Linked DNA regions of Homo sapiens: all the other regions are linked to region 1. Evidence: chromatin contacts called from ENCODE Hi-C or POLR2A ChIA-PET data. All regions are on one chromosome and are shown on one strand. Each heading gives the region's core, a stretch centred on a gene start or an enhancer-like site at or near the end of the contact. The rest is flanking DNA. Distances are from core to core; before and after follow the strand shown. Region 1 holds the start of TBC1D26-AS1 (TBC1D26 antisense RNA 1). Region 2 holds the start of FBXW10B (F-box and WD repeat domain containing 10B). Region 3 overlaps TRIM16 (tripartite motif containing 16).

Region 1 (3,098 bases), core at 171-2,670:
AGGAAGGTCTGCAGAGGGGCCTGGAAGTGGGAGGATTTCAGGGCAGCCCAGGGGGCCCTGAGCACGTGTGCTCCTCCCTTCAGGGCAAGGAAGGGCTGTGCATTGAGGGTTCCATGCTGACGAGGCTCCTCCGGTGTTTCCTTGATGGGGTAAGGAGGCACAGGGAGACCCCAGCCCTGGGACTCTCCTGCCCTGCAGTGCCCAGCTTCCTCAGCTCAGGGGTCCAGCTCCCCCAGGAGGACAGGCTCACAAGCCAGGCTCTGCCCAAGAGGGGGCATCCCATGGCAGAGGCCAGGGCTCAGGCCCAGCCTCATGGGCAGACTGGGGCAGGACCCGACTTGCGAGGGCCCAGGGAAGCCCAAGTCCTCAGGAAGCCCTCTTTCCAGAAGCCACAGCGCAGTTGAGATGAGTCCCTCACAAGGAGCTACAGGACCTTGTCTGACTCAGTCTTTTGGGGGTCTCATCCCATGGAGAGGGGTCCCCAGCACTCCAGGGGCCTGAAACCCCAGTGGGCTCTGCTCAGGCCACTGGCCCCAGCTTGGAAAGGCCAGGTTCTCCCACACTTGCTGTCCCCACAGAAATCCTTCGGGCTCACCCTGAGACTGTGGGATGTGTTCATCTTGGAGGGCGCGCGGGTACTGACAGCCATGGTGCATGCATCATTCAAAATACACAGGAGTAAGTCCCGTGTGCCCGAGGGTGCTTGGGGGAACATGTGGGACAGACCCCGGCTGGCCTGAGGGAAGTGTCCTTACACTGCCTGCTCCATCCGGGTTGGGGGGTCTGGCCTGCTGGGCTGGGCAAGTCATGATGACACTGAGTCCATCCCCCACATGACCCAGATGAAAATCAGGAGTGTGGTGAGCACTTCCCTGCCCTGCCTTCCCCAACTGTAGCCTCCTGTGCACAGCTGAACCCCAGGGTGGCCAAAAAGGACCAGACACCACCCAGTGGGAGGTGGGCCTGGTAGAAATGGGGTGCAGGCACTGTCCCCTCCCAGGGAACCCTCCTGGCCTGATGCCCGCCCTCTCCCTAGAGCACCTCATGAAGCTTTCCTGGAGCACTGTCTGGGAGTTTCAGGAGCGACTCTCTCAGAGCTGGGCCCTGGAGGACAACGCGGTCCTCAGGAACCTTCAAACCTCTATGAAGGAACTCACAAAAAAACACTGGGACCTGCCACCCCCAGGTGGGCTCTAGCACCAGGTACCCTCTGGAGTCACCCTCTGGGGCAGTCAATGGTGGGGAGTGCCGTGGCCCCGCCAGCCCTCCTACCTGGTCTTCCTCCTGCACCTCTTCTTCCTCCTCTTCCTCCTCTACTCCAAGAAAGTCAGATGGGTCTGCCAGTCCTCAGGGCGCCGTGGCTCACACCTGTAATCCTAGCACTTTGGGAGGCCAGGTGGGTGGATTACGAGGTCAGGAGATCCAGACAATCCTGGCTAACACGGTGAAACCCCGTCTCTACTAAAAGTACAAAAAATTAGCTGGGCGTGGTAGCAGGCGCCTGTAGTCCCCAGCTACTCAGGAGGCTGAGGCAGGAGAATGGCGTGAACCCAGGAGGCGGGACTTGCAGTCAGCCGAGATCACACCACTGCACTCCAACCTGGGCGACAGAGCGAGGCTCTGTCAAATAAAAGAAAAGTCAGATAACAAAGGTTTGCCACAGAGGCATCTAAAAAAGTAGGGGGCTGAACTATTCAGAACTCAGAGGCTTCAGATTCGAAGATGAGGCCAAGCAGGAGACTCCTGACCCACTGAGGGCAAGGGAAATATGTGGGGTTGCTGGGAGAAGATGTCATAAAGGTCCACCCCCACCTCGTGGTATGTCACAGAACCATACACTTGTATAGCTGTGCACATCTTCTCTCCACTGATTATAGTATTTCTTTCCATTTGTGACTCTCCAATCACGCAGGGAGCTTGCTACAAAATGCACATTGCTATACCATAGCCTGGGGCTTGCAATCCAAGGCTGGCAAGGATTCCTGCACGTCAAGGGCCTCAGGTGACTTTCATGCACACCCAAGTCAGAAGGCTCTCCTGAATCCTGGATGTCACCTTCCTGCCCAAAAAAGGAGGAACGAGGGTCAACCAGCAGCAGACCAGTCACAAAAAGAGATGAAATGTGAGTGCATGGCCTTCCTGACACCCAGACAAAACTTTGGGCACAAAGCCAGGCTGCAGCTCTGGCCACTGACTTGGACCAGGGATGCCCCCATGCAGGCCGGTGTGCCCTGGCTGCTCTTGACACCCTCTGGCTCCTGACACCCTCTCTTCGGCTGCCTGCGTTAGGAAGGGAGAACCTGCCAGTTTTCAGAAGAAAATGTAGCTTTATTATAACATAGGAAAGACTGCAAGTTATTACGGGAGGAGGAGGAGGCCTGAAACAGCTCCTGAAAATGAGAGGGAAAAGGAAGGTGTAAATATGTTGGTAATAAAATCTCCAACCACAGCATAGTCATGGGAATGTTTTTGTTACAATTTTTGTTCTCAAGGTTATAGTAAACAAAACAGTCACTTGAATTGTCAAAAGAGCAGCAGTTTTGCACAATGAAAAGCATACACACCAAGCCAGAATACAATAGCACTCAGGTCTATATGTTGCAGTGGTCCTAGTGCCAGAGGAAACCTCCAGGGAGTTTGTAGTGACCCTCCAGGGAGCCCAGGCCCATGGAGGGCCCTGGGGCTGGAGGGAGGCCAGCAAACCACTCAGCTCAAAGCACTCCCTTCAGGCACCTGAAGAGGGAAAGCCCATGTGTCTTCCTGTGAAGCACTGAATGGGCAGCTGGCATCTCAGAAATGCAGGCGATTTTTCATACACTGGTGTGAATGAGTCTGGGGCACCCAGGGGGTCCCGCAGTGGTCAGACACACTTTGAAACAATCAACACATACACAGGAGGTTACTAGGAAACAGGAAAAATGTTTTCCTGAATTTCATAGCAGATTGGGAGCTAAAGGAAGAGATTCCCAAGCCCATCATGGAAATATTTTAACAAAGTAAATTCACAAGAGCACATCAAACACAAAACCTAATGCAAGGGGCAGTGCCCAGGGCCACTGCCTGCCTCCGGTGAGAAGTTCTTTAGCAGCAGTCACAGG
Region 2 (3,098 bases), core at 237-2,736, 120 kb before region 1:
CTTGGGAGGCTGAGGCAGGAGAATTGCTTGAACCCAGCAGGTGGAGGTTTCAGTGAGCCAAGATCGCACCACTGCACTCCAGCCTGGGTGACAGCGAGACTCCATCTCAAAAAAAAAAGAAAAGGAATACAGAATCCTGGGCCCACCTCAGACCTGCTGAGTCTGAAGTTCTGGGGGAGGAGCTTGTTTTAACAGGTCCTGCTGGAGATCCTGATACAAGCCACAGCTGGAGAACTACCACCCTAGACTTATTTGGCCCTTAAGCTATCTCCAGCCTTGGAGAAACTCTACTTTAAGGTTTCATTTCATGGATAAGCAAGGAGCATGGTAGAGTGAATGAAAAAAAAAAAAAGCCCTAAGTTTTGACTTCTTGGTCTGGTTTCTGTGCAGGGCAGCTGAAGAGAAAAACAAAAGCTTCCCCTTTACAACCCTCTCAAGCTCAGTCCAATCCCTAAAGCAGGAACGACACCAGCATTAAGGGGTCAGGGGCAGGGACCAGCCATTTCTGGGCCTATGAAATGCAGAAATCTATGATAAATGCTTGTGAGTTAAAAGTTGTGTACTTCCTCCTGCATTGATCATTTTCAAGAAGGAAGTTACACTCAGTCATTTCTCCTTTGGTAAACAGGATCGGGTGTCAGGACGAGGTGTCAGTTCAAAAAACCTATGCTGCATTCTGTGCAATCTCTGTCTACCTATGTTGTCTACAACTGCAGTTCCTTACAGATTTCTGAAGCCTTGCCTTCTGGTCTTCGGGGGCCCTCTAGTCTCTGCCTGTGGCCTTGTTTACCTGAGATATTGTTCTCCTCTCTCAGAAACAGGACTCTGATCACATTGGCAGCAGTGAGCAGTAATTTGGGGTTGCACATCTGCAGCAGTAAGAGAGTATAATTCGCCTTGGTCCACTGGGTGCTGTTCGCAAACCAATACAAGATCTCTTTCATCTTCTGTTCTACTGTTTTATCCAACATTTGGTTCAAGGAGGACTTCACAACTTTCCCCTCTTTCTTGCTGAGGTCGATCCGGGACCTGTTATAGATGAAATCCTTTCCCTGTGTGGTCTGAAGGATATTTTGGAAATAGTGTAACAAATATAAGCTATTTAACTGCTTCAGAATGCCAACTAGAAACCTCCTCTGTGATATGTCATTGATCCTGCAGAACCACTCTTTGGTAGAGAAGATCTTCCAGGCTAAGACACGCGTCTCACACTTCCGGCATAGAGGGATGGAATCGGTTCCCTTCTCACAACGAAAATAGGGGGCATTCTTGAGCCTTGATTCCAGGTTTTCCATGATCCTAAGATAACCAGTTCATTTTAGCCCTGCGCACTTGCAACGGCAACGCCACCAAACACTAGAGGAACGGGGGGAAATGAATAAATACCCCAGTTGTGCCTTTTCTATTACAAACGTCTCCCAGAGCAAAAGTAAATGGCTGCCATGGATGGAAAGCCTATCTCTCTCAGTAACTGCCAGCAGAAGTCTGGCTTTTTGTACAGACCTCCTTGGAAACATGGCTTTACCGTAAATCTCCTAAACCTGGCACTGCTTTATGTGGAGGCAGTTGCTGTATATTCTGAAAGAGCTGGTCATCTCATTTCTAGAACAACAAGAATACTGTTAGTCAAATTTAAGTAATATGTGGACTATTACTGGTGTTGCGCTTTAATTATTGTTGTTATATATGGCTTCTGAATATTCATGAATATAAAATAAGATGCAAACTTCTTATGTTTATATCTGTTCAGTTACAAAGTGGCTATCCCAATGATGCTAAATATGTTTATATTCATTTTCTTAAGTCATCATCAAAGTAAAACCAGAAATGTTTAATGTAAATTTAAGTTATTTAACTGCTTCACAATACTAACCAGAAATCTCACTGTAGTCAAAGTGCCCAGGCAAAACATATTGGGCAGCTCACAGAAAGAGTTTCAAAGTCATGCTGAGATAATTCTCCTACTTCAGGTAAGACTCGGTTCAAACATTGACTCTGGTACTTAGGAGCTATATGGTCTTGAGCAAGCAACCTGTCCTCTCTGAGCCTCAGTGTCTCCATCCTAGTTATGAGGATGGAGAAGATAAAGGTGGGTAATAAAAATGATAACTACCTTCTAGGATTGCATTAAATATATGAGATCAGTTGTTGCTGCTATTGTTACTAAGTATTATTACCCTAGATAAAATCAAAAGGTTTACAATATTGTGTGCCTTTCTAATGCCCATGTTGAAAGATCAGGCACAACCAGAGAAAGGTAATGGAGTCCATCGCTGGGGTTTTGTTGGCAATGGCAGTCACATACTAGGGTCAGAATGGGGAATAGGAATCAGGTTAAGAATGAGATCAGTTCTCACAGCTCAACCTCTTCTGTCTGAAGAGGAATCTGGAGAAAAGGCATGAGTAGATTAATATTTAATTAATCGGGAAGGCCAGACAAAGGAGGGTGGCAAAGAGAAGGGAGGCCCGAAGCAGACTCTTTGGATCTGTAAGGCGGGCACATTACCCTAAGAAGTGCTGCAAGTTAAAAGTAGCTCTTTTTTTTTTTTCGTAATTAACTTGTTTATTTATAATTGACAGATTATAAATAGCTTGTTTTTAAAGATTTAAATAAATTAGGATTTTATCTATGAGGCTGACATTCTTCAAGGAAGCATTTTTTTTTTTTTTTTTTTTTTTTTGGAGGCAGAGTCTTGCTCTATCCCCCAGGCTGGAGGGCAGTGGTGGCATCTCGGCTCACTGCAACCTCTGCTTCCCGGGTTAAAGTGATTCTCCTGCCTCAGCCTCCCGAGTAGCTGGGATTACAGGCATGGGCCACCATGCCCAGCTGAGTTTTATATTTTTAGTAGAGACGAGGTTTTGCCATGTTGGCCAGGCTGGTCTTAAACTCCTGACCTCAAGTGATCCGCCCGCCTCAGCCTCCCAAAGTGCTGGGATTACAGCGTGAGCCACCACCCCAGGCCAAGGAAGCAGTTTTAATCACCCAACTCAGTCTTTATTTCACATTTCAGGGCTACAAACTTGGGAGTCAGAGAGAGAGACTAGGTTTCAGACATGAGTCGTATCCCCTCTCCCTCAACACTGCACACACACGGTTC
Region 3 (3,098 bases), core at 197-2,696, 84 kb before region 1:
ACAGCCTTTCATTTGTCTCTTCAAAAATCTCACTGGATTTTTTTCCTCATTTGTGTCTCTGCTGAGTCACACAGAGCTATGATTCACAAACACAGGTAATATTTGTCCACCAGACTTCAAGACAAATCAGCCCATCAGACTGAGAAAAATAAAAATAATATCATAAACTGATCGTAACCCTGAATTTGATTGATTTATGGGACTGTACTTTATTGAGATTGTGTCCTTCCTCCTTTTCTGGAATTAAAGGTCTTATCTTTTCTGAAATAATAGTAATGAGTGTAGGATTGGGAATGTCCGGAAGAGTGACATCTAAGTCAGTCCTCCAAATTCACTTTGCAATTTTTCTCGTAAAATCTCAAAGTCTGAGAACCACTGAGCTGGAAGTCGCATCACTCCTCTAGAAACCAGCCCAGAATTTTACTGGCTTACCTGGAGGTGCAGGCCCAATGAACTTTCTGGTTTGGGGTCACTATCAGCAAACTGGTCTCCAGCCCTGTCTTTCTCCTAAAAGAAGAAGATGGCCTCTTGGATCACTTTGGTAATTAATTACCACTAACAAAGGAACGAAATAAAGGTGAGACAAACAGCAGATTACAGACACTAAGGGCCGTTGCTCCTAGTCTCAGAACACGATTGTTGTAATGACGGCTCCTCCGCAAGAAGGAGGGGCTGTCCCAGGGCACTGCGTGTACCTTCCCTTCACAAAGACAGGAGGACACACCAGTTGGTACAGAGACGAGATTGCCAGCTCAGTACCTGGCACACAGCCTGAAGGACCCCACTACTGGATGAAGAAAACACCGAAGTCAGCTTCAACTATGCCCTTAGCGACGGACATCTGCCAGCTAAGGAGGTGCACCACGGTCATTTCTTCCCTAAGTCTCCGAAGGTCTAGTCCTGGGCTGTTCTAGGGTTCTCTTTTGTCTTCCAGTGAGGTGTGGCTGTGGTGCACGGGCACCGCTTTGATCACTTCTCAGACCACCCAAGCTTACGGGGCCAGAATTAGCAGCTAGACCACCTAGAAACCTACTTGGGGGAGTCTGCAATGCCCTGGAAATGGAGAGCTCAAGAATTTGACCACATCTCAAATGACTCTCAGTAAATTCCAGACACAAGGGCGTGACATTTTATGCGGCACATAGCACATTTGAACTATGCTTTGTTGAATCTCCATATCAACCTCTGTAATAACTCTAACATTGGTATGAAACCCAAATAATCACACAAATCTAACTCTAGTTACCTTTATGGCTTATGCCTAAAAATGTCAAAACAACCTACACATAATAAATGAAGTAAATCTTTAAAAAATCTGTAACAAATGTTCTCTTGCCCTGGGACAGGAGATGGTTTCCCAGGCCGGCTCCCCTGAGGCCCTGAGCCAATTGTTGTTTCAGCACTGCTGGTTTTCTAGAACTTGGGCAGCTGTCCAGCTCCCAGTCAAAATGGGCACCTCTAATCTTGCTATTTGCTGGGATACCACACATTCCAGGGAGCCGCACTCACCTTCAAAAAGGGCAGACTTATCTCAGGCCAGGTGTGAATGCCTCCAGGGCACTGAGAAGCAGCTCAGCAAGGCCAATGGCCAGGGCAGGGCAGGCCGGGCTTGCTGGGCAGGAGCACACAGGTAGGTAAGCGAACAGACACCTTCAGGTAGCAACAAGTTACAGGGTGAGGGTGAGGGTCCTCTTGTTTTTACTAGTGAGATATAGCCCTTCAGTGTTGGAAAGAATCTCAGAAAACCATCCCCTCCACCCTTCACCTTCCCAATATTTACTCAGAGGTTTGTTTTTTCTTTTTTTAAACAATAAGTAAGGACCACAGACCTAGACCCCTCAACAAAGGAAGGAAAAAGCATTGTTCATTCAAGGGCCAAAAAATGTGCCCCTCCCTCGATTGCTGTGGCCAGGGCCAGAGGACAATGAGCCGGTTCCTCTATAAACAACATAGTCTGCCTCAGCCAAGTCCGCTAGGGATGGCTTATGTCTCAGCAGCCACTGAAGCTCAATTCTTCATTCCACTTCCCCTAGGACACTCATTTGCTCAAATGGTTTTGATTTCCACCTCACTGCTGAAAACCAGATGGTTAAACACTCCATATTTCTATACCCCTGATTGTCTGCATGGAGGAAGCCTAACATCTGTACGTGGGTTTCCTGGGATGAGAGGCAGCCCTCCTCCAATCATGGTGCATAGACTCAGGAAGCAAACAAAGCAACAAGAATGCTCGAAAGAATACAGAGGGGCCGGGCGCGGTGGCTCACACCTGTAATCCCAGCACTTTGGGAGGCCGAGGTGGGTGGATCACGAGGTCAGGAGATTGAGAACAACCTGGCTAACACGGTGAAACCCCATCTCTACTAAAAATACAAAAAATTAGCCGGGCGTGGTGGCAGGCGCCTGTAGTCCCAGCTACTTGGGAGGCTGAGGCAGGAGAATGGTGTGAACCTGGGAGGCAGAGCTTGCAGTGAGCCAAGATCGTGCCACTGCACTCCAGCCTGGGCGACAGAGCGAGACTCCATCTCAAAAAAAAAAAAAAAAAAAAAAAAAGAACACAGAGGGGGCTATTGCCTCCGTGAGAGCAAAATAACCACTGCCTTGTCAAGAGTATTTTAGTAGGAAGGAAACAGGCATATTAATCAGAAGACCTGGTAAATGGTAGATGTTATGGAGGGCTCCCAATATGGTCAGAAAGAAAATCTGGAGTTAGAAGTGTCAAGTGGTCAGAGTCCTGATCCCAGCACCTTTTAGCTGTGTGACCTTTGTAAGTAGCTTACCTCTCTGAATCTGTTTCCTCCTCTAAAATGGGGATGTAGTATCTGCTCCAATAAACTTACAACAACCTTACAAAAACCTTACAGTTTGTGAGAAAATGAAAGTGAACACATCATGCAAATGCAAAGGAACTTGTATGCTAATCTTATGGGTACAAACACAGCAGGATTTGAGGAGGTGAAGGCTCCTTCCAGCGAGTTCTCTTAAGCTGTGAGACAAGGAGCTGGCCAAGGATCACCCTCCTCTCTCTAAAATGTAAGAAACCCCAACTTCCCCAGAAGCCTGTCACATTTATAGGCAACATTCATATTTCGCAGCTC

The links. A loop is a pair of places that touch in the nucleus more often than their neighbours do. ChIA-PET counts read pairs that join two places held with the same protein, here RNA polymerase II (POLR2A). Pooled maps may share reads with other maps.
Region 2: POLR2A ChIA-PET joins it to region 1 with 20 read pairs in PC-9. The contact joins the promoter of FBXW10B here to the promoter of TBC1D26-AS1 in region 1. POLR2A ChIA-PET finds 5 or more read pairs at or near these places in 2 of 52 experiments (HEK293 and PC-9).
Region 3: a loop to region 1 is called in a pooled map, with 1.9 times the contacts of the local background. The contact joins the enhancer-like site here to the promoter of TBC1D26-AS1 in region 1. A Hi-C loop is called at or near these places in 1 of 50 pooled maps.

The regions. Positions count from the first base shown.
Region 1 is chr17:15,742,331-15,745,428 of GRCh38, forward strand. TBC1D26-AS1 (TBC1D26 antisense RNA 1) reads right to left here and starts at 1,421. Exons shown (of 5, transcript XR_001753084.3): 1 at 1,273-1,421. TBC1D26 (TBC1 domain family member 26) reads left to right here. Exons shown (of 15, transcript NM_001388465.1): 12 at 84-149; 13 at 579-678; 14 at 1,037-1,186; 15 at 1,913-2,452. The coding sequence ends at 2,262. It overlaps ZNF286A-TBC1D26 (ZNF286A-TBC1D26 readthrough (NMD candidate)), which reads left to right. Exons shown (of 23, transcript NR_171000.1): 19 at 84-149; 20 at 579-678; 21 at 1,037-1,186; 22 at 1,913-2,122. LOC105371559 (a long non-coding RNA gene) reads right to left here. Exons shown (of 4, transcript XR_934269.3): 4 at 2,308-2,390.
Region 2 is chr17:15,618,218-15,621,315 of GRCh38, forward strand. It overlaps FBXW10B (F-box and WD repeat domain containing 10B), which reads right to left and starts at 1,487. Exons shown (of 12, transcript NM_006382.4): 1 at 791-1,487. The coding sequence starts at 1,295.
Region 3 is chr17:15,658,370-15,661,467 of GRCh38, forward strand. The region is part of intron 6 of TRIM16 (tripartite motif containing 16); the gene reads right to left. Among named protein-coding and RNA genes, the nearest start is that of TRIM16, 24 kb to the right of the region's middle. RefSeq lists an enhancer at 1,092-1,594. Within about 2 kb of position 1,447, at least 15 of the 41 ENCODE cell types and tissues checked have a DNase peak (open chromatin) inside an H3K27ac peak, as active enhancers do.